Regions from separate parts of the Homo sapiens genome. Here region 1 is linked to region 2. A link is an interaction called in ENCODE POLR2A ChIA-PET data of the cell type or tissue named here. Cell type or tissue: Caco-2. All regions are shown on one strand. Links, peaks and the distances in the headings refer to the core of each region. The heading gives the core; the rest is flanking DNA. Region 1 holds the start of SLC23A1 (solute carrier family 23 member 1). Region 2 overlaps MATR3 (matrin 3).

What was found. Peaks named below come from ENCODE experiments on the same cell type or tissue, not always from the same donor. Only the 100,000 strongest peaks of a DNase experiment are listed, where the experiment ranks them.
Region 1: POLR2A ChIA-PET joins it to region 2 with 18 read pairs; 10 of 35 experiments call an interaction of 5 or more read pairs at or near these places.

What each region holds. Positions count from the first base shown.
Region 1 is chr5:139,375,114-139,391,370 of GRCh38, reverse strand. It overlaps SLC23A1 (solute carrier family 23 member 1), which reads left to right and starts at 8,074. Exons shown (of 15, transcript NM_005847.5): 1 at 8,074-8,153; 2 at 8,766-8,879; 3 at 9,322-9,479; 4 at 10,485-10,573; 5 at 10,739-10,806; 6 at 10,982-11,163; 7 at 11,295-11,415; 8 at 11,537-11,693; 9 at 12,017-12,164; 10 at 12,687-12,792; 11 at 13,020-13,149; 12 at 13,253-13,396; 13 at 13,874-13,969. The coding sequence starts at 8,118. MZB1 (marginal zone B and B1 cell specific protein) reads left to right here and starts at 1,458. Exons shown (of 4, transcript NM_016459.4): 1 at 1,458-1,691; 2 at 2,786-2,910; 3 at 3,240-3,350; 4 at 3,450-3,904. The coding sequence starts at 1,515. The coding sequence ends at 3,606. It overlaps PROB1 (proline rich basic protein 1), which reads left to right. Exons shown (of 1, transcript NM_001161546.2): 1 at 1-779. RefSeq lists silencers at 272-321, 8,714-8,773 and enhancers at 4,634-4,753, 6,654-6,823, 7,204-7,373, 7,394-7,463, 9,064-9,113 and 6 more. In Caco-2, for the core only: no CTCF peak of the experiment used is centred there; DNase peaks (open chromatin) are centred at 7,990 and 8,848; H3K4me3 peaks cover 889 bases.
Region 2 is chr5:139,320,096-139,328,095 of GRCh38, reverse strand. MATR3 (matrin 3) reads right to left here. Exons shown (of 15, transcript NM_018834.6): 10 at 6,067-6,198; 11 at 5,590-5,633; 12 at 5,129-5,498; 13 at 2,434-2,656; 14 at 1,812-1,933. Among named protein-coding and RNA genes, the nearest start is that of PAIP2, 18 kb to the left of the region's middle. RefSeq lists an enhancer at 4,819-6,018. In Caco-2, for the core only: no CTCF peak of the experiment used is centred there; no DNase peak of the experiment used is centred there.

The DNA of each region.
Region 1 (16,257 bases), core at 3,487-11,486, 60 kb before region 2:
GGAACTTGGGGTGGGAAGATGGGGAGCCTGGCCCTCAGAGCTGAGCTGACTCATTTTTGGGCCAGGGGTGGGGCTTCAGTCCCCCACCCCCTACATCGGGAGTAGGTGAAATGGTCATCAGGAAGCTCTGAGAAGAGGGAGGGTTGGGCTCTTGTCCCACAGGAGCCTCTTGACCCCTCTGTGTGGCCAGAAGGTGGGTTAGGGCCAGCAGTAGAAGCGATACCCCTGGTGGAGTATCCAGAGGGATCTGAAGCTCTTGGCAGGTTCCACTCCCCAGTAACAGATGTGGCAACAATGGCCAGAGAGGGGCTGGCCCTACAGACCAGTCACAGCAAGGGACAGGGCCCAGAGCCTGCACTTCAGTTGCCCTGAGATTCCAGGAGCCTCTGAGGGAGATGAGGGGGGTCTGCATGAGGTGGGAGGTGGTGTGCGTGGGGGTCTGTATATAGTTCTGAACCGGAAATGGCTGGCCCTTGCCAGCCTGGTGTGTGATGTGATGAGTTTGGGAAGGACAGTTTCCATGAGAAGCAGTGGCAGGGATGGGGATGGATGCCTTCGTTGTTCCAGGCCTGTCAGGGGGCCCAGGTCCCTAGCAGTCCCTGCCCTCTGCCCTGGACTGGAAGCTGACTAGGAGAGCTACGAATCAGAACAACTGGCCATTTTCTAGCTGGAGATGCCAGCTCCGATGGCATGGAGGGCCCTGGGGCCACCCCAGGTGTCTTTACCTCATCCTGGTGTGTAATAAATCACTGACCATGGAGCCATCATGGCTGAAATAACTGGTGTGAGGTGCCTGATTTCCTGCCACAGCCTCTCAACACCCTCCACAGTGCCCTTCCACGCCTGGGTATGGCCTGGGTGGAGGGGACCTCAGGGCTAGGGAAGGAGACCATGTGTGTCTTGGAAACACTGTAGCATCCCTGTCTCCCTGAACTTGCCTCCCAGGAGGCTGGCAGCCACACCTCATTCCTTCTGGTGGTTGAGTGGCCAGGGAGCCTTGGGGTCAATCAGGCTTGGGTTTCTCAGCATGGCCCCTCTAGCTATGTGGCCTTGGATTTGTCACCTCTCTCTGAGCCTTTGTGTCGGAAGAGGCAGAATAAACATGACAGTCTCATTTCTCAGAAAGGTCAATGAAACAAAAAAAGATGACGGCAGCCAACCAACTCTTCCCACAAGGCACTCAGCACAGTGCCTGCCACTTGGCCAGATCACAGGATGTGGGCAGTATCGGCCCCTATGTGTTCCTGCCTAGGCCCAGCCCCTCTCCTTGCCTCAGTGCTCCCTATCTGTGAAATGGAGCTGAGATGGCTGGAGCCAGGGTCCAGCTAGAGGACAATGCCCACGTGGCATCTTCGGGGCCCTGGAGGAGGGAGTGGGAGGAGGATGGGAGGGGTGAGGTGTCAGTTCCCCATTGGTCTAGGCCAGGTGTTCTGTGGCGGTCCCCACACCACACAAGCACACACACATCTGCACCTCAACCACAGACTACACTTGCTGAACTGGCTCCTGGGGCCATGAGGCTGTCACTGCCACTGCTGCTGCTGCTGCTGGGAGCCTGGGCCATCCCAGGGGGCCTCGGGGACAGGGCGCCACTCACAGCCACAGCCCCACAACTGGATGATGAGGAGATGTACTCAGCCCACATGCCCGCTCACCTGCGCTGTGATGCCTGCAGAGCTGTGGCTTACCAGGTGAGTCCTTCACCACTGTCACCCTGCCCTGCTCACACCCCTTCTCAAGCCAGACCCCTCCACCCACCTCACATTCCACCACCGGCCTTTGATCCCCAATCCCTACCACTGGGCATCAAGCCACAGATGCAGCCTTTCATATATTCCATGCCTCAGTTTACCCATCTGCCTGCCTAACAGCAGACAATCTGGGAGACCTCCTCAGTATTTTGAGACCCCAGGGAATCACTCACTTGTCCTTAGACTTCTCCCTTTCCAGGCCCATCCTTGAGTCCGGACTCCCTCCCCAACCCTGACGGGGCGGCTTTGGCTATGTGTACATGGTGCAAGTGCACACGTGTGAGCGCCTGCACGTGAGTATGCGTGTGTCTGGCTTCACACACACACCTGCTGAGCATGCCTGCGTGCCAGTGTCTCTGTGAGGTGGGGGCCTGGGAGTACTTGTGTGATTGAATATTGGGCTCCAGTTTTTCTTACCTTGCTCTTGTGGTTTAAAATGGCACGTGCCGGCCGGGCGCGGTGGCTCACGCCTGTAATCCCAGCACTTTGGGAGGCTGAGCGGGGCCGATCGCCTGAACTCAGGAGTTCGAGACCAGCCTGGCCAACATGGTGAAACCCCGTCACTACTGAAAATACAAAATTTTAGCCGGGTGTGGTGGCACATACCTGTAGTCCCAGCTACCTGGGAGGCTGAGGGAGAAGAATCACTTGAACCTGGGAGGTGGAGGCTGCAGTGAGCTGAGATCGTACCACTGCACTCCAGCCTGGGCGACGAACGGCGTGAGACTCTCTCTAAATAAATAAATAAATAAAAATAAAATGACACTTGCCACTGGGCAGGTGTGCCCTGGACGAGGGACCCCAGTGCCCAGGCCTCACCTACCACTTCAGCATTTCTTTCCCATCCCCCATCCCCATCCCAGAGAGCTTTGGGGGCTGGGGGAGGGGCCATGCAACAGCCTCACAGGTGCTTCCTGCTCAAACGGCTCTCTTGCCACTTTATTTTCCCCAGAGACTCTGCTCCTATCCTCCCCACCTCCCCCTAACTGAGCAGCAGTCCTGAGGCCCTGCCTCCCAGTCCCTCCTTGTTCCAGATGTGGCAAAATCTGGCAAAGGCAGAGACCAAACTTCATACCTCAAACTCTGGGGGGCGGCGGGAGCTGAGCGAGTTGGTCTACACGGATGTCCTGGACCGGAGCTGCTCCCGGAACTGGCAGGAGTGAGTTGCCAATCCTGCCCCCCACCTCCCTCCTCCAAGGGCAGGCCTGGTGGGTGGAGATTCCCACTCAGCCGCTCACACAACACACACACTCCTCTAGGACTCTGGTCCAAGGGAGGGGCTGGCTGGGATGAAGTCTGGGCTCTGGAGCTGAGAGCAAGTGGGAGAGCAGAGGGCCAGTGGACAAGGTCACCTTGTGACCTTGGGCCAGGGGCTTTCCCTCTCTGAATTCCACAAATGCCCAGCATGTCCAGCTTGCTGTGGAGATGGGTCTCTCCCTGGCTGGGCTCCTGCCAAAACTGTACTCCTCTCCTCTCCACTGCCACCAGCTACGGAGTTCGAGAAGTGGACCAAGTGAAACGTCTCACAGGCCCAGGACTTAGCGAGGGGCCAGAGCCAAGCATCAGCGTGATGGTCACAGGGGGCCCCTGGCCTACCAGGTGATGCCCGGGGCTTGGGGATAGGATGAAGCTCCTGGAGCCTTGGTTTGCCCCACTGTGGGCTGGGCAGCATCTGAGGCTCCTGCTGGGCTCCCCTAGGCTCTCCAGGACATGTTTGCACTACTTGGGGGAGTTTGGAGAAGACCAGATCTATGAAGCCCACCAACAAGGCCGAGGGGCTCTGGAGGCATTGCTATGTGGGGGACCCCAGGGGGCCTGCTCAGAGAAGGTGTCAGCCACAAGAGAAGAGCTCTAGTCCTGGACTCTACCCTCCTCTGAAAGAAGCTGGGGCTTGCTCTGACGGTCTCCACTCCCGTCTGCAGGCAGCCAGGAGGGCAGGAAGCCCTTGCTCTGTGCTGCCATCCTGCCTCCCTCCTCCAGCCTCAGGGCACTCGGGCCTGGGTGGGAGTCAACGCCTTCCCCTCTGGACTCAAATAAAACCCAGTGACCTCACTTCTTTTCTCTGCAAAAGGTGCTTGTGGGGCTGGGAGTGCAGACATTGGTGTTTCTGCTGATGTCCCTTGTGAAAAAAAAAAAAAAACTCTCAAAATCAATTTTTTTTTTTTGAGACAGTCTCACTCTGTCACCCAGGCTGGAGTGCAGTGTTCTTGGCTCGATGCAACCTCCACCTCCCAGGTTCAGGCGATTCTCCCACCTCAGCCTCCTGAGTAGCTGGGATTACAGGCACCCACCATCATGCCCGGCTAATTTTTGTATTTTTAGTAGAGACGGGATTTCACCATGTTGGCCAGGCTGGTCTTGAACTCCTGACCTCAGGTGATCCGCTCGCCTTGGCTTCCCAAAGTGCTGAGATTACAGGCATGAGCCACCGCGCCCGGCCTTCAAAATGCTTTTTCTATTCTCTCACTCGACAACAGCACAGAAGATGGCTGTGACCGAATGCGTGGGGGCTTTCCCCCACACACCAGGCAAGCAATTCTGCAGCTGACACCAGCTGGGTGCCCTCCAAAATTCAATTCTGGCACTATCTACCTGGAGATAGTGTCAGATCCCACAGGCTGAGGGCTCAGTCCACCATTCTGTCCCCCATTCAGACACCAGTTCCAACTCCAGGCCTCTGGAGCTTCTGGCCTACTGGCTTCAAGATGAGGTTCCCACAACCCCCTCTTTTGAGTTCAACTAATTTGCTAGAGTGGTTCGCAGAGCTCAGAGAAACGTTTACCAGTTTATTATAAAGGATGTTACAAAGGATACAGATGCAGAGATGTGTAGGGCAAGGTATGGGGAATGGGCTCGGAGCTTCCATGCCCTCCATGGATGCAACACCGTCCAGGAACCTCCACGTGTTCAGCTATCCAGAAGATCTCTGAACCCTGCAATTTTGAGTTTCTGTGGATAATTCATTACGTAGGTATGATTCATTAAGCCATTGGCCATTGGCGAACAACTTACCCTCCAACCTGTCTGCCCTCCCTTGACTGGGGATGGGGGGTGAGGGGAGGCTGAAATCCTGCCTTGGTCTCTCTGGTGACCAGCCCCTGTCCTGAAGCTACCCTAGGGGCTGCCAGCCATCAGTCAATCATTAGCACACAAGAAGACATCATTTTGGGGATTCTAAGATTTTAGAAATTGTACTCCAGGAAACAGAGGTCAAAGACCAAATATATATTTCACAATATTACATCCCTCCTACAGAAGGCCAAATTTGCATCCCTACAACTTCCAGAGGTAAGAGGGAGCCATCAATGGTGTGGTGATGTAATCGCCCAAAGGGTTCACCTTGCTCAAGCCTAGACAGAGCCGATTGCTCAAGACAGGGGAATTGCAATAAAGACTAATTAACGCAGAGCTGGCTGTGCAGGAGACCAGCGTTTTACTATTACTCAAATCAGTCTCCCCAAGCATTCAGGGAGCAGAGTTTTTAAGGACAACTTGGTGGATGGCGGGGAAGCCAGTGAGCCAGGAGTGCTGATTGGTCAGGACTGAAATCATAGGGAGTTGAAGCTGTCTCCTTGCCTTGAGTCAGTTCCTAGGTGGAGGCCACAAGTCCCAACGAGCCAATTTATGGATCTGGGTGATGCCAGCTGATCTATCAAGTGCAGGGTCTGCAAAGTATCTCAAGCACTGATCTTAGGAGCAGTTTAGAGAGGGTCAGAATCTTGTAACCTCTAGCTGCATGACTCCTAAACCAAAATTTCTCATCTTGTGGCTAATGTTGCTCCATCCTACAAAGGCAATCTAGTCCTCAGGCAAGAAGGAGGTCTGCTTTGAGAAAGGGCTGTTATTGTCTTTGTTTTAGACTATAAACTAAAAACTAAGTTTCTCCCAAGGTTAGTTCAGCCTACACTCAGGAATGAAGAAAGACAACTTGGAGGTTAGAAGCAAGATGGAACTGATTAAGTTAGATCTCTTTCACTGTCTCAGTCATAATTTTGCAAAGGTGGTTTCAGTGACATCCCAGGTCTTCAGAGCCTTCATGAGAAAAGAGAACCAAGGAAAACTGTGCACGCAGGCCACCTTGTGGCACACCTATTCCAGCCACTCCATGCTATCTGCACCCCTCCGAGAACACACGTCTCACTGGGTCTACACCCAATGGCTGTTCATTTTCCACACTCTGCCTTTGACCCCAGCTGGTATGGATGGGCCCTGGGTTTCTGACCAGCCAGATTCAACATTTTGGTTCTCAGTCCTGCTTTCTCTGGAAATTCTTCTGGCTGGGGCTTTTCCTTAGTAAAGAAGCCCTGGACCCCACCTAGGTCTGGGAACTGGAGATCGGTGGCACCAGAACTTTCAGTTTCGTTTGTGAGTGTCTCTGATCTGGCCAAGCCCTGGGAGAGAGACAGAACATTCTAACCCTCATTTTTAGAAATATTTTTATTTTGCACGAGAGCCATGTGCAGGAAGACAATCTAATCCCCCTTTGACAGATGCAGAAACCGAAACTTAGACAACAGAAGGGGTTTGGGCCAAGTCCCTGGCTGAGTAGTAGTAGGGCTGGGAGGGGATTCAGACTTAGGGGACCGGAGAGGCGGGCTGCTGGGGGAATGGAGGTGCCTGGGGCAGGCCCTGGCCACTCCAGCTTCCCTGGGAGCTGCACTCAGCCCCCTCCATCCTTCACCTGTTCCAGGACCTGCCTGAAGCCCCACCATCCGTGGCCTTCACTCAGGAGAGAAACCCTAGACACCAGGAGGAAAGTCAGGGCCCAAGAAACCCACTAAGCTTTCAGGACAGGGTGTGGAGCCGGGCACCCATGACGTGGACCTGTGTTTCTGTGGGGTGATTAGAGAGGCTGCATCAGCTCTGGGTGTGTGGGCCCCTTCATGCTACTGTGGATCTGGGACCGTGTTCTCCACCTTGTTCTCTATGCGTGTTGTGTGGTTTGGGTTGAATTGAGTGTCCATGGAGCCGTATCTGCAGGGGGTCGGGCTTGGTCTCCACAGCACCCTGGGGAGTTCTGGGAGGAGAAGTTGGAGAGAAAAGTGCTGGGGAGTTGCAGAGGCTTCAAACTGGTCCAGCAACTTTGGAAATTGGGAGCAGTAGCCAAGAGGGAGAGGAGAGGACAGGCGGACAGAGGAACAGTGTGGACACCGGCAGGCGGGCGGACTCAGTGCTGTGGCATGAAGCTGCTGCCCAGCTGGAGAGCGGTGCTGCCCCTTGGCCCTTCAGGCAGGGCCTGGCCATGGGCACAGCGACCCAGAAGTAGGTGGGCTCTAGAGTGCTGGGGCTGGGGCAGCCCAGAGGGGAACAGAATGGGGACCTCAGGCCCAGCCCTCACCAGCTGAGGAGCCTGAGTTCTTAGGGCCCCTCCCCATGTCCCCCTCTGCCATCTCAGGCCCTAGGGCCAGGCTGGGCTGGGCCTGCCAGGAGGGGAGACAGGCTGGGCATAGGACTGCCTTCCTGGGCTAGGTGATGGGCAGTCACACAGGGCTTGGTGCATAGAAAGGCCCCACGCTCCATCTAATGCTCCTGCTATCTTTAAATTCTTTATACTTTTGGAATAAAGGCCTCACATTCTTACTTTGCACTGGGTCCCAGAAATTATGTGGCTGGGAGGGGAAAGGGATCTGTGCCCTGACACAGAGTGCAGACCCGGCTGGGCCAGCCTAGGCAGCTCTGCCTGCAGAGGCCCATCTGCTGCCTGCCTCAGGGACCCTGAGGGGTGCAGGGTGGTGAGGGCAAGGCAGCTCAGACCAACCTGAATTTTAGGATTGGTTTCTGCAAACTTGCTATCTGCATGGCTTGGGTCAAATCACATCTACTGAATCTGTTTCCTTCGCTGTTAAAGGGGTTAATACCGCCCAGCACAGGGGTTACTTGGGACAGTGCAGATCCATGTTTCTTGGCACAAGGCCAAGGCCATTCCTCAATAACGAGAATGACTATGATGATGATGATAATGATGAACTAGTTATTAATCAGTGGGGAAGGGCCTCATACAGGGGGTTACATAATAAGTGCCTGTTTCCACTCCCTCTTTCTCCGCTCACCTGGGGCTTGGTAAACTTCTGGTCCTCACCCCCTCGACTCTGGCCCTCTCTTGGGAAACAAGAACAGGTCCAGCGCCCAGGCGCAGATGTGGGCAGGGAAGGGCACATGTGGCAGAGGCTTGGGTGGCTTTTACTGTCCTAGTGAGAGTTAATACATTACCTCTGCCCGGGCCCCCCTTTCGCAATCCAGAGCTGGGCATCTGGTTACAGATTTACTTCAAACAATGCCTGATATGTGGAGTAAAGTCCTCCTCCTTGGCCTTTGTCAAGTCATCCCCTCTTCTCCTCAGGAACTGCTCAAACCTGTGCCCCAAAGATGAGGGCCCAGGAGGACCTCGAGGGCCGGACACAGGTGCTGGGGGCTGGGGGTGGGGGCTAGGGGGGGCAGGGGGGGTGGGGGGCTGGAGGGCCTGTGCAGGCCTTCTTCCTGGAGGCCAGAGATAAACGTTCTGATGAACTTGATAAGAGTGACTGTCCCAAATTGAATGTGGCAACTGGGGGATGGGTGGAGGTGGGGGTGAAGGAGCCTGCAGCTTTGGGACTGGCTGACTCCAGGTTGGGGTTCAGGAGAGGCCTAATCTCCCGGCCAGTGACACCCCAAGGATCTCCAGGGGGCAGAGGTGGGACCGGATTGGACTTGTCCACAGTCTTGAGCCCTCTTGGCCCCCTCTCCTGTGGTCTCCAAGACTTCTGACTTAAGGGTCCACTTCCCTGGCTAAAATGGCAGGTCCTGAGGGCTCTAGAAGCTGGCACAGTAGACTCATCCCTGCGGGAAGCAATGCAAAGTGGGAGAAAACTGTGGCCAGGCCAAGTGGCACCCGGGTGGATGGACTGTTGGGGAGGGCGGGAACCCCGCTCTCAGTTGCTGACAAGCCACTTGGGCTGCCTGATTGATTCTGGGGCAGAATGGATTTTGCCTGTCCCCATCACTTCACCCTAAGCTACTTATCTCTGCTGCCTCCAGCATGAAACCACCAGGGACCCCTCGACCCCGCTACCCACAGAGCCTAAGTTTGACATGTTGTACAAGATCGAGGACGTGCCACCTTGGTACCTGTGCATCCTGCTGGGCTTCCAGGTGGGTCCCCCAGGGCCTCCCCGCCCTCACTCTGCACACTCCCCGGGGACTCCAGCCCCTCCCTGGCCAGCAGGGAGTATCTTGGGTAACAGGAAGAAAAACCTGAGGTCAGCACAGTGGCTGTCAGCAAGCAGGAGTCGGGAAGAGGCTGAATCCTGAAAGAAGATGAACTCCCTGGGGGAGTGTGACGCTTGCCAGGTGGGGTGTTGGTGACAGGGAGCAGAGCCGACTCCACGGAAGCCGCAGGAATATCTTGAGTGGAAATTAGTGACCCCCAGAGTGGTCAGCAGTAGCTCTCTGGGAATCCCTTGTGGGGACTGCCAGTCCTGGGCAGGCAGCCGGTTCCAGGCCCGCTGAGGCAGGCATGAGGACACTAGGTTGTCCCCTCTCCCTGGAGCTCTGGGGTCCTGCCTCATGCACTCTGCTGTCTCCCTCTGCCCAGCACTACCTGACATGCTTCAGTGGTACCATCGCCGTGCCCTTCCTGCTGGCTGAGGCGCTGTGTGTGGGCCACGACCAGCACATGGTTAGTCAGCTCATCGGCACCATCTTCACGTGCGTGGGCATCACCACTCTCATCCAGACCACCGTGGGCATCCGGTGAGCCGCCCAGCCCCCCAACCCGTCCCCCGCCACCCCTCCACTGTGATCCACACAGCAGGAGCAGGTGGGCTCCCAGAGGACACTGGTGAGACAAAAAAGCCGCTTTCTGCCTCCACCTGCTTCTCCTATCCCAGGCCAGCCTTAGAGCTGGGCAGCGTGGCCCCAACCCTGGGAATCTTGATCTAGGCACACTTCAAAGACCAGGCATCTGCAAGTTTAAGGGATTGTACCCTCGCTGGCTCTCCCCTCTTTTTTTTTTTTTTTTTTTTTTTTTGGAGACGGAGTTTTGCTCTTGTTGCCTAGGCTGGATTGCGGTGGCGTGATCTCGGCTCACCACAACCACCACCTCCCGGGTTCAAGCGATTCTCCCGCGTTCAAGCGATTCTCCCACCTTAGCCTCCTGAGTAGCTGGGATTACAGGCATGCGCCACCATGCCCGGCTAATTTTGTATTTGTATCTGCCCACCTTGGCCTCCCAAAGTGCTGGGATTACAGGCGTGAGCCACCAAGCCTAGCCGGCTCTCCCCTCTTAAACCCCATTCTGAATATTGCCCAGATGGCAGCCCTGAGCTAGCTCCCAGGGTTGGTGCCAGCCTCTTCGACAGCCCACCCTCCCAGGGCCCCACGCTCCCGAGTGCACAGCCCTAGGCCTGGGTGGCATTTGAGCTGTTTGAGCAGCGGGGGACAGGGGAAGATTGTGAGAGAAACCTGGATGCGGGAACTGAGGTGTCCACTTCCGGGCAGGTGCCCCCTCCTCACAGTGCAGGAGCTGGTGGTGGGAAGGGGGCAGGTTTTGAGCTGGGGGCTCCATTTGTTTTCTTCCTTGGGCAGCCAAAATGTTAGAGATGGTCTTCCCTGGGGCCTCAACGATTTCCATCTGCCCTTGTCCCTTGTGTCTCTGTCACTCTCTCTGTGCTCTCCCTTCCTGATCTCTCCCCGCATCTTTATCCCTCCTCCCCACCCGCCCCTCCCCACCCCTGTTGCTTTGTGCCTCTCCTCCAGGCTGCCGCTGTTCCAGGCCAGTGCCTTTGCATTTCTGGTTCCAGCCAAAGCCATACTGGCTCTGGAGAGATGGAAATGCCCCCCGGAAGGTGGGTACACTTCTGGGGTCTGCACTGGGGAAAAGGGGAGGCCCAGAGACCTGGAGGTCTGAGCAACTGTCCCGGGTCAACACCAGGGTGCAGCCATGGCAGCATCTTCTCTCCCTCTCTGTCTCTGTACCTGGTCCGTGTGTGTATCCCTGACTCTACCCCCAGAGGAGATCTACGGTAACTGGAGTCTGCCCCTGAACACCTCTCATATTTGGCACCCACGGATACGGGAGGTGGGTTTGCATGTAAGCATAGAAGAGGCCGGGTCCTGAGGAGGGGCTATATGGGAGTGAGGGTGGCCGCTGAGTTTGGGGATTTGAGGAGGTGGTCCAGGAGCTTTGTTCCTGCTAGCAGCAGCCAGGTCATGACCTTTACATGGTGACTTACGGCTGATGTTTGCCCTTCCAGGTCCAGGGTGCAATCATGGTGTCCAGCGTGGTGGAGGTGGTGATTGGCCTGCTGGGGCTGCCTGGGGCCCTGCTCAACTACATTGGGCCTCTCACAGTCACCCCCACTGTCTCCCTCATTGGCCTTTCTGTCTTCCAAGCTGCTGGCGACCGAGCTGGCTCCCACTGGGGCATCTCAGCTTGGTGAGCAGGCACCAGGCCTGATCCCTGCCCAGCCCCAGCACCCTACCCTCTTCATGTCCTTGGTCCTTCTTCCCGGCTCCTGGCCCCAGCCTGGCCTCCCATCCACTTCCTGATTGTGCCTCTGCCCCCAGCTCCATTCTCCTGATCATCCTCTTCTCCCAGTACCTGCGCAACCTCACCTTCCTGCTGCCTGTCTACCGCTGGGGCAAGGGCCTCACTCTCCTCCGCATCCAGATCTTCAAAATGTTTCCTGTGAGGACCTGGCAGGCGGCTGGGGCTGGGACTATGGCCAGGGCTTGGGCTGAGGTGGGAGCAGGTTAGCCTGGACAGAGACCTCCAGTGCCTTCAGTGCCCCCTCACCCCCCTCCTTCAGATCATGCTGGCCATCATGACCGTGTGGCTGCTCTGCTATGTCCTGACCTTGACAGACGTGCTGCCCACAGACCCAAAAGCCTATGGCTTCCAGGCACGAACCGATGCCCGTGGTGACATCATGGCTATTGCACCCTGGATCCGCATCCCCTACCCCTGTGAGCAACACCCCTTGGGCCCCTCTGCCCCCAACTGAGACCACCTATGAGACAGACTCCTGGTGACCCCAATCCAGCAGGTGACACACCTAGCATTAGCCGCACATTTATAGTGCGCCCAGCAGAGTGGTGTTTTACTTAGACAAAGCTTCAGTCCCACTTCCTGGCTCTGAGTGACTCAAATAAGCTCCCACAACTGTATAGCTCCCATCCCAGCCTGAGGTCTCCTGATCTGCTCTTGCTCCTTCCAGCACTGCCCTGTCTATTCCTAACCATCACAGTCTCCTCACTGTAGCCACCATCCTGTCTCCCTCCGAGCACAGGTCAGTGGGGCCTGCCCACGGTGACTGCGGCTGCTGTCCTGGGAATGTTCAGCGCCACTCTGGCAGGCATCATTGAGTCCATCGGAGATTACTACGCCTGTGCCCGCCTGGCTGGTGCACCACCCCCTCCAGTACATGCTATCAACAGGTAGCCTACCTGCCCTCCTCAGTATCTGATCTCCTCAGGCGCCACCCAGGAAGCACACACAGGAACGGGGTGGAGGCCCAGGGGGTAGGCTTAGGCAAGTCGGGAACACGCTCCAGACCTCATTCTCCTTGTTTGTGCGATGGGGGTGCCCTCTCATCACCCCTCTGTCTTTGCTGGGAGTAGCTGAGAAGATGGTGGAGTCCAAAGGGAACCACCGTCATTGACAGCCCTCCATGTGCCCGGCTCTGACTGTGCATTCTTATGCAATCTTTGAAGCATTTTGTGAGACGGGCACCGGTATTTATCCCAGGAGGAAATTGAAGGCCAGAATTACCCACAGGAGTAAGTGCCAGGGCACTAGGACTAGCTCTGGAGCCTGAGCATTCTGGCCTGTAGTAGGGAGTGCTACAGCTGATAGCTGCAGCCCCCACAGCCCCAGAGGACGGCAGCTTGCTAAGATGATGGGGGAACACAGACTGGTGCAGAGGCTGGACCAAGCCCCGACTCTCCCTTTCCTTACAGGGGCATCTTCACCGAAGGCATTTGCTGCATCATCGCGGGGCTATTGGGCACGGGCAACGGGTCCACCTCGTCCAGTCCCAACATTGGCGTCCTGGGAATTACCAAGGTGTCGCGACGAGCCAGAGCCAAATCCTGCCCTAATTCCGTGGGCCGCAGGCCCCGCCCCAACTCGGTCCCCACTTTGGTTTAGCCCCACCCTGTCTTTGAGAGGCCTCGCCCCCGCATCAAGCCCCAGCCGGTTTATGCCTCGCTCTTATAACAGGCCCCGCCCCTGGAACTAACCCCGCCCCAGCCTCGTCCCCAGGTCTAGCTTCCCCGCTGGCTCCCCGGCAGGTGGGCAGCCGGCGCGTGGTGCAGTATGGTGCGGCTATCATGCTGGTCCTGGGCACCATCGGCAAGTTCACGGCCCTCTTCGCCTCGCTCCCTGACCCCATCCTGGGGGGCATGTTCTGCACTCTCTTTGGTGAGTGTCTGGCGCGGGCCACGGGTCGCGGTGCGGGTCGCCGAGTGGGACTCACCTGGATTACGCGTGTGCGGCGCCTCCAGCCGTTCTCTTGCGCCCTTAGGCATGATTACAGCTGTGGGGCTGTCCAACCTGCAATTTGTGGACATGAACTCCTCTCGCAACCTCTTCGTGCTGGGATTTTCCATGTTCTTCGGGCTCACGCTGCCCAATTACCTGGAGTCCAACCCTGGCGCCATCAATACAGGTGCCTCCAGCTGTTTACTGTCTCCAAAGGCGGGGTGGGCCCAAAATTTTGAGCACAGCCCCCTCCCTCAAAGGCTCCACACAGCTACAGCCACAAATCGTACCCAACTCTGGGTGTCAACCAGCAGCTGAGAGCTTGGGTCACAGCTGTCCTTTACTAAGACACTTCCTGTGGACAGATATTGACCTTTACATGTGCTTATTTAATTTTCAAAACAGCTCCATTTATCTACATTTATCATTTCTCCATTATCATTTCAACTTTACAGATGAGGAAGATGAGGCTCAGTGATTTGTCCCAGGTGAACAACTAGCAACTGGCAGAATTGGGACTTGAACCCAGAGATAGGAAAGACAGAGATAGGTTTGAGACAGGGCTTTGTACTGTTCCTTTGCCATAGCTGCACAAGAGGAAGTCCCTCAACTCTGCTCTCCAGATTGGGCCATGACACCCATTGGCCCTTGGCCTATTCCACAGGCATTCTTGAAGTGGATCAGATTCTGATTGTGCTGCTGACCACGGAGATGTTTGTGGGCGGGTGCCTTGCTTTCATACTTGACAACACAGTGCCAGGTATGGTTCGGTCCTGGGAGGGGAATGAAGAACTAGGCTGGACTCATGCACTCCAACAGATGGCCTCTGAGCTGGAGCTGTGTGGTTAGGTCCCATGCAATGCAGGCCCTGCAGGGAGCATCAGGAATAGATGGGCTGGTGGAGTGCTCACTGGCTGGAGGGAGAGAATGAGGCACAGACATGCCTCAGAGGTCTTGAAGAGGATGGGGCCGGAAGAGTCACTGCTGGGTCCTGTGAATCCTTTCCTCTCCACTTTTTCCATTTCTTTCCTTTTTTTTTTTCCGAGATGGAGTCTCGCCCTGTCACCCAGGCTGGAGTGCAGTGGTGCGATCTCAGCTCACTGCAACCTCCACTTCCCGGAGGGTTCAAGTGATTCTCCTGTCTCCTGAGTAGCTGGGACTACAGGTGGCTGCCACCACGCCCAGCTAATTTTCATATTTTTGGTAGAGATGGGGTTTCACCATATTGGGCAGGCTGGTCTTGAACTCCTGACCTCAAGTGATACGCTCGCCTCAACCTCCCAAAGTGCTGGATTACAGGCATGAGCCACTGCACCTGGCCTCCTCTCCATTTCTTAATAGCCACTGGGCTGAGGGATGTCTTTGCTTTCTTCAGAGTAGGACAGAGATAAATGCAGCATCAGTTTGTTGGCAAAATCCATCCACTCCAAATATGTCAGCAGCCTGCCACAATGGCGACTAGAAGAGCCACTAACATTTCCCTTTGGTACCAGAGCTTTTTGCAAAGATCGTGGAGGATACTTTGTGGGGCCCGCATAAAGATGCCAGTAAATATATAAAATAAATGTCACCAGGTGCTCTGATAACAAACAGTTAACATTTAGCAAACATATACTATGGGTAAGGCAGAGCTAAGTGTCTTACTTCATCCTCAAAAACCACAAAGTCATAAAGTCACAAAATTAAAACATCACGGCCGAGCATGGTGGCTCATGCCTGTAATCCCATCACTTTGGGAGGCTAAGGCGGGTGGATCACGAGGTCAGGAGTTTGAGACAAGCCTGGCCAACATGGTGAAACCCCATCTCTACTAAAAATGCAAAAATTAGCTGGGTGTGGTGGTGTGTGCCTGTAATCCCAGCTTCTCGGGAGGCTGAGGCAGGAGAATTGCTTGAACCTGGGAGGCGAAGGTTGCGGTGGGCCGAGATCGTGCCATTGCACTCCAGCCTGGGTGACAGGGTGAGACTCCATCTCAAAAAAAAAATTAAAACATCGCAAATCTGGGATGTATATTTTAATTGAGACAGGGTCTCAGACTATCACCCAGACTGGAGTGTAGTGGCACAATCATAGCTCACTACAGCCTCAAACTCCTGGGCTTATGTGACCCTCCTGCCTCAGCCTCCCAAATAATTGGGACTACCGGTGCACAGGTGCATGCCACCATGCCCGGCTAATTTTTGAATTTTTTGTAGAGACGGGGTCTTACTTTATTGCCAAGGTTGGTCTTGAACTCCTGGGCTCAAGTGATCCTCCCATCTCAGCCTCTCAAAGTACTGGGATTATAGGTGTGAGCCACCACACCTGTCCTCAATTTTTTTTTTTTGAGATGGAGTCTTGCTCTTGTCACCCAGGCTGGAGCACAATGGCGTGATCTCGGCTCACTGCCACCTCCGCCTCCTGAGCTCAACCGATTCTCTTGCCTCAGCCTCCCAAGTAGCTGGGATTACAGGTGTGCACCACCACACCCAGCTAATTTTTGTATTTTTAGTAGAGACAGGGTTTCACTATGTTGGCCAGGGTAGTCTCAAACTCCTGACCTCAGGTGATCCGCCCACCTTGGCCTCCCAAAGTGCTAGGATTACAGGCGTGAGCCACCACACCTAGCCTCTATTTTTAAATTAAGATGGGGGTCTATGTTGCCCAGGCTGGAGTGCAGTGGTTATTCACAGGTGTGATCATAGCATACTACAGCCTCAAACTCCTGGACTCAAGCAATCCTTCTGTCTCGGCCTCCTGAAGAGCTGAGAGTACAGGTGCATGCTATATACCATCTGGCTAAATCTGGGATTTTTAACAACATCCATCTGACGCAGTCAATGGCCTGTGTCCCATCCACTGCACCATACTGCCTCTGCTGGAGGGTTTCAGGGGACCTGGGCTGCAGGACTGGGGAAGGCTCCATGGAGATGGGAGTTAATGACTGCATCAGTATAGGGACATAAGGGATGGTAGTAGCAAGATGATGGGCCTCCATTTTGTCACTTACCAGCCTGATCACAGCCACAGGTCCTGTCTGCCTCCCTCTCTCTCAAGATCCAAGTGTTC
Region 2 (8,000 bases), core at 1-8,000:
AGGTCAGAAGTTCAAGACCAGCCTGGCTAACATGGTGAAACCCCGTTTCTACTAAAAATACAAAAAATTAGCCAGGCGAAGTGGCACACGCCTGTAATACCAGCTACTCGGGAGCCTGAGGCAGGAGAATTGCTTGAACCCGGGACGCAGAGGTTGCAGTGAGCTGAGATTGTGCCATTGCACTCCAGCTTGGGGAACAAGAGCAAAATTCTGTCTCAAATAAAAAAAAAATAAATAAAATATAAGGAAATAATAAAAGGAGCCACAAGAAGCACCTAGCAATCTTTTATATTATTTCCATATTCTTCTCGACAATACATATAGTTTTTGACCCCAAACAGCTTAAAATCAAAGCAGATAAAAATATTTGTACCAGGGCGGGCACTATGGCTCAGGCCTGTAATCCCAGCATTTTGGGAGGCTGAGGTGGGAGGATCATCTGAAGCTGGGAGTTCAAGACCAGTCTGACCAACATGGAGAAACCCCATTTCCACTAAAAATACAAAATTAGCTGGGCATGGTGGCGCATGCCTGTAATCCCAGATACTCAGGAGGCTGAGGCAAGAGAATGGCTTGAACCTGGGAGGCGGGGGTTGGGGTGAGCCAAAATCGCGCCATTGCACTTCAGCCTTGGGCAACAAGAGCAAAACTGTCTCAAAAAAATAAAATAAAATAATTTGTACTACATTGCTGCTACCATTGCAAATAGCCACAATTCTTTCTTCATATACAGGATGGTAAAAGACATATAGGTGGCAAAGAGCAGTTACATTTAAAAAAAAAAAAAAAAACAGAAGTGACACACAGCCAAGAACTTGAATTATTTCCAAAATTAAAGATTACATTCATCCATTTAGTCAACAGAGAACATATCTAATGACTGAGTAACTATAGTTAACTTATTATAAAGCAGTGTGAAAAACCAAGGTATCTATAATTGACTTGTTTAGCAACTACTTTTAAGTTTCAGTCACTATTTCAATAGGTAGTCCAAAGAAGCTGATAATTACAAAAACAAATTTCAATATATCTCAATAGGAATTATTCTTTAGTGATGTTGTGGTTTATGTATTTATGCTTTTGATCTTTATATACTTTTGGTCATAAAAATAACTGAAGTGTCAATAATAATGTCAATATTAAAAATTATTTTAATATGAATGGTCATGCCACTTTTAGTATTCAGACTCCCAGCATCTTTCAAATTAGAGAAAGTACAGCCCAACAACAATCTGAGAATACTTGAATAAGTTTAATTCTACCACAGAATTTATAATATGGTTAGAAAACACTAAATTGTTATGTAGCAAGGGTAAACTATGACAAGAGGTTCAACAGATGTTTTGATAACCCATCAATAAAGAAAGAAAAGGCCAGGCGCGGTGGCTCATGCCTGTAATCCCAGCACTTTGGGAGGCTGAGGTGGGTGGATCACCTGAGGTCAGGAGTTCAAGACCAGCCAGGCTAGCCAACATGGTGAAACCCCATTTCTACTAAAAATACAAAAATTAGCTGGGTGTGGTGGTGCATGCCTGTAATCTCAGCTACTTGGGAGGCTGAGGCAGGAAAATTGCTTGAACCCAGGAGGTAGAGGTTGCAGTGAGCCAAGATTGCACCATTGCAATCCAACCTGGGCAACAAGAGAGAAACTGTCTTTAAAAAAAAAAAAAAAAGTAAATAAAAAGTTATCTTCAGGAGAAAGCACTGCACTGAGTCTAGAGAGAACACTATACACATTTTACTTATATACCCCACTTATTTCCATAACTTGTTAAGTTTTCACAAAAGAACTGTTTTACATTCAACCTTACCTTTAATTTCTGATAATGAGGAAGGCTGCTGCAATGAGTATTCTTTGCAACTTCTTCATTTGTATAAAAGAGTGAACACAGCTTACAGTAAAACCCTGTTTTAGGTATCACATAGTCTATACCTAGAAATACAAACATACATTCTTACAAATTAAACTGAAGATTTTATTTAGTATTCACAATTTCACCTGTCAACATAATTTAAATGAAACAACATGTTTTTGAGAAGTCCAATACAGCCTAAGATAAAAAACAAAAACCGAACCATATTTTGCTTTTACCTAATTGATGTTTGAGGTCTCACCTAACTGTATTCTTAAAAAAAGAAATATAATACAGAAAAACAACACAGAAAAGCAAAACAAAAGCGTGTAACTTGCAAGAAATTTTACGAAAAAAGGGAACACATTGTGGAATAACAACAGAAAATAATACAAAATCAGAGACATGCATGAGAGGAAAATATATCAATTAAGATTTATAAATTGTTCCCCATAGAAACAAAGCAAATTTAAAATGCTATCACAGCTTATGTAAGACCAACTTTAAAATCTTATTTTAAAACCTAAGAGTTTGTTTTGAGGAGAGTGAGGAAGGTGAAGAACAAAGACTTAAATCTCACCAACAGGAACATTGGGCTGATATGGTCCAATTCTATACTCATCTGGGATTGTATAGTCGTCCTTGTTCTCATCACTTTGACCATCTGCGTTTTCACTTGTATCTTTGTTGGGATCATCAGCGTTCTCAGAAGATTCAGCACCTGGTTCTGTGTTTTCCTCATTTTTAATTCCATTTTCCAACGCTGCTTCGTTTTCTTGATCAAGTTCCTCGATCTTGTCCACCTTAATTTCAACCAAACCATCATCATTTTTGTCACCAGATTTAAATGCCATGCCCGATTTACGAAGTTTCTGAAGTTCCGAATCTTCCTCATCACCAACCTCATCTAGAGTGACAAAACCTTCCATACTCCCTGGAAAACGACGCTGTTAAGAAAGACAAATTTACTCTGCAACAATTATCCTGCAGCATCCCTTCTGTCTGCTTTACTTGAAGGGAAACGGATAGCGTCTTTGCCTTTTTTTTTTTGAGACGGAGTCTTGCTCTGTCGACCAGGCTGGGGTGCAGTGGCGCGATCTCGGCTCACTGCAACCTCCGCCTCCCTGGTTCACGCCATTCTCCTGCCTCAGCCTCCCGAGTAGCTGGGACTACAGGCGCACGCCACCACGCCCGGCTAATTTTTTTTGTAATTTTAGTAGAGACGGGGTTTCACTGTGTTAGCCAGGATGGTCTCGATCTCCTGACCTCGTGATCCACCCACCTCGGCCTCCCAAAGTGCTAGGATTACAGGCGTGAGCCACCGTGCCCGGCCGCGTCTTTGTCTTTATTCATTGGCTCAAAATAGTAACTTCTTCCTTTCTTCCAAAAAATTACTGATAATTTGAAAAATAATTTAGCTTATTTTAAAACTAAAAAATGGAAGGTCTGCCTCACACAAAGAGCAGAAGTTAAATGAGATAGGAATATTCATATTTTATCTTTTCTGAGACTACAATGCTGCTAGGCAATGTGTAAAAAACTTGATTTGGTAAAAGTTGAGCAATATCCTTTGTAAGACAGTATACTGCAAATACCTACTCTTTAGAGCAAATACTCAAACAGTGTAATGGCTAAAAAACCAAGCTCTGGGCCAGGCATGGTGGCTCACACCTGTAATTCCAGCACTTTGGGAGGCTGAGGTGGGCGGATCACCCTGAGATCTCAGGAGTTCAATACCAGCCAGGCCAACATGGCGAAACCTCGTTTCTACTAAAAATACAAGAATTAGCCTCGTGTGGTGGTGGACACCTGTAATCCCAGCTACTTGGGAGGCTGAGGCAGCAGAACTTGAACCTGGGAGGTGGAGGTTGCAGTTAGCTGAGATCACACCACCGCACTCCAGCCTGGGCAACAGAGCAAGACTCCGTCTCCAAAAAAAAAAAAAAAAAAAACAATCATGCTCTGAAGAATGACTGCCCAAGTTTAAATTTTGGCTCTGTGTCTTATAAGCAGTATGGGATTATTTAACTTCTCCATATTTCAATTTTCCTCATTTATGGACTGGAGATCACAGTATGAGATGCATATGGTTACTGTGAGGATTAAATTAATAAATTTAAACTTAGAAAAACGTATGGCATTAAATGCCATAAACATCAGTAATTATTAGCATTTACAAATGTAAACATAATGATCAGCTCTAGTGAGAAAAATTAATGAAGTTATTTGACCAAGCCATCAAATAAAAACTGAGGTAAATATTGGTTTTGAGTTGAATGTTGCATAAAAGGAACCAATGGAATATGGAATAGGATGGCAAAAATCTCATTTCGCTCTACTTTTTTTTTTTCTTGAGACAGTCTTGCTCTTGTCACCCAGGCTGGAGTACAGTGATGTGATCTTGGCTAACTGCAACTTCTGCCTCCCAGATTCAAGCAATTCTCCTGTCTCAGCCTTCCAAGTAGCTGCTACAGGTATGTGCCACCACGCCCGGCTAATTTTCATATTTTTAGTAGAGACGGGGTTTCACCATGTTGGTCTTGAACTCCTGGCCTCAACTGATCTGCTGGGCCTCCCAAAGTGCTGGGATTACAGGCGTGAGCCACTGGGCCCGCCTGACTCCGACATTTTATGAGCCATTTAACATAAAAAGTTTGCCTCAAAGGCATTTTAATGCCCTACTCCTTAAGCTAGGCAGTCAGCTCAATGTGGGTCCTTTGTTTACTCTTCTTTATAGCATGTGTGTATTTTTATATTTATATTCACTTTATACATGGCTTCTAAATGACTTACTTGTTCAAATAAAATTGTTTTAAAGGATACTAAGGTATCTGACCAGGCCAACATTTCTCAAATAGGAAAAATTATTCAATAATTTTTGAATGAGTGGCAAAAGTTTTAACTATGTTGGGTCAGTTAACTTACTGCAAACTCACGTCCTGTATTTTTTTTTTCAAAGCTACACTATAAGGCTGCCTACCTATATGCTACCACTACACCACTACAATACAGAAGCACATATATTTTGAGTCTTTCTCCCTCATTTTTACTGAAAAGTTTCCTCTTTGAGCTGATGTTTTTTGCCAACTATAATAAAATGTCTTATTTAATTATTTATTGCAGAGTTTAGATTTAAATGTTTATATTCTGGTTCATATCTGATTTATTTTCTGATTTAAATCATATAATTCTATCTGATCCTGCTTAGGTAAATAACTTGAAATACTGATCTGATCTAATGTTCTATTAAAACAAATCAATGTATCTTTCTTTACCTTTTTAAGCTTTTTCTTTGCTGCTGCTGAAGCACTTCCATCTTTTTTCACAGCTTTATCTGATGGTTCCTTTTTCCCATCAGAAGCCACATCACCTAAATTAGCAAGATCGGTCTCGTCTCCCACTGAACTGCCACTTTCTAGCAGTGCTGCTGCTTCTTCTTCATCTACAAGTAGCTCATCTTCAGATTCAAGAAGCATATTAGGTTCCTGCTCTGTCTGGTCATCCTTTGTGTCTTTCTCACCATCTTCACCGGACTTCTCTTCTTGTTCTTTACCTTCGGTTGAACTCTCAGTCTTCTGGGAACCATCAGTTTTGGATTTCTTATCACTTGGAGATTCTTTGCCATCTGGAGAGTAAGATCTTTTTCTGAAATCAAAAGGACACACCACAATTAATTTGTTGTCTGAAAAAGTAAAGTTGAATATACTCACACATATGAAAAACAAAATGAAATTACCGGGATTTATCTTTTTTCAGTAAATCAATGCCTCTGTTTGGAATCTAAAAGACAAAAGTTTTGCAGAAGTTAACACATTTGCAGAATACACAATTATCCAGTGAATTAATAATTGGAGACAATCCCTATAATCAACTCAGCTTATTCAATTCCCGTAACCTTATTTGAGAACCTAAGCTGCCTACAGACATTCATCATGACCATACCAACAGAGAAGTGGAAAATAAAACATTCTGGTAGCAGAACGCTATGAAAAACTTAAACAGATAAGAGCAATGAAGGTGTCCTTTAGGGAAGACTCGTTTAAAAACTTCTGCCATTAAAGACCAGAAAAAAAGGTTGTTCTCTTTCAATAACTTATTTCAATAGGTTTCAATAATCCTGTATTTTTAGCATACAAAAATGTTTAAAAGAATGTTGTGGCTTTAAATATGTAAAAACAAGCTGTTAAATGATGACAAATCAAATACTACATACCCTCAGAACCAGTTTTTTATATTTCTCAGACAGGTCAACCTTCACACATCTCCCCTGAAACCAAAGGGCTTTTTTCAAACAATGGTCAACCATTGCCATTGCATCTTCTCTTGTCTCCATCTCAATAAAAGCCTTAAAAAGAAAGAAAAGAAACCACAAAGCACATTATATTTTACAAAATTGTATAAAACCTTATTATGTATTCTACCTACTGGTTAGAAAATTTTCATTACTTTTTTTCTTTTTTGAGACAGGGTCTCACTGTGTCACCCAGGCTGGAATGCAGTGGCGCAATCCTGGCTTGCTGAAGCGTTGATGTACTGGGCCCAACTGATCCTCCCACCTTAGCCCCCCAGTAGCTAGGTCTACAGGCATGCACCACCAATGCCTGGCTAATTTTTGTATTTTTTGTAGAGGTGCAGTTTCGCCATGTTGCCTAGACTGGTCTCGGGCTCCTGGACTCAGGCAATCCTCCTGCTTTGGCCTCACAAAGTGCTGGGATTACAGGTGACAGCAACCACACCCGGCTAAAAATTTTAATCTTTAGCACAGAGTTAAAAATTCACTGAATATCAGGGCTGGGCGCAGTGGCTCACACCTGTAATCCCAACACTTTGGGAGGCCAAGGCGGGTGGCTCACCTGAGGTCAGGAATTCCGAGAACAGCCTGACCAGTATGGTGAAACCCCATCTCTACTACAAATGCAAAAATCAGCTGGGCCTGGTGGAGTGTGCCTACTGTAGTACCAGCTACTTGGAAGGCTGACATAGGAGAACTGCTTGAACCCAGGAGGCGGAGTTTATAGCAAGCCAAGATGGCACCACTGCACTCTAGACTGGGCGACAGAGCAAGACTCCATCTCAGAAAAAACCAAAAACCAAAAAACCAACCTGTCAGATTTACAAAATCCCCAAGAATCACTTTAGTGCCAAATACTAAGCCATCTATATACACTCTGCAAAAAAGTAATAAGCTGGCTGGGCGCGGTGGCTCAGCCTGTAATCCCAGCACTTTGGGAGGCCGAGACGGGCGGATCACAAGGTCAGGGGATCGAGACCATCCTGTGGATGGTGAAACCCGTCTCTAGTAAAAATACAAAAAAAAAAAAAAAAAAATTAGCCAGGCGTGGTGGCGGGTGCCTGTGGTCCCAGCTACTGGGGAAGCTGAGGCAGGAGAATGCCATGAACCGGGGAGGCAGAACTTGCAGTAAGCTGAGATTGCACCACTGCACTACAGCCGGGGTGACAGAGCGAGACTCTGTCTCAAAAAAAAAAAAAAAAAAAAAAGTAATAAGCTTAAGATATTAAAATAGTGTAAGAAAAATAAAAGTCTGGAAGAACACAAACTTGCAATGCTGAATTACAGAAGTGTTTAAAACAAAAAAAGAAAAACAAAAAAGATGTTCTCCTCATCCTTATTTCCTTTTTGAGACAGGGTCTCACTCCACTGCCTATGCTGAAGTACAGTGGCACAATCATAGCCCACTACAAACCTTGGACTCCTGGGTTAAGTGTTCCACCTGACTTCAGACTCCCGTAGCTAAAACTGTACGAGCATGCCACTTTGCCTGGTTAAAAAAAATTTTTTTTTGTACAGATGTGGCCTCAATATGTTGTCAGGGCGGTCTCAAACTCCTGGGCAACTCTGGCCTCAGCCTCCCAATGTCTAGGGATTTACAGGCATGAGCCAATGCATCCAGCCTAACTCTAAATTTTTTTTTTTGAGATGGAGTCTTGCTCTGTCACCCAGGATGGGTGCAGTGGCACAATCTCGAGTCATTGCAAGCTCCGCCTCCCGGGTTCATGCCATTCTCCTGCCTCAGCCTCCCCAACAGCTGGGACAACAGGCGCACGCCACCACGCCCAGCTAATTTTTTTGTATTTTTAGGAGAGAGGGGGTTTCACTGTGTTAGCCAGGATGATCTCAATCTCCTG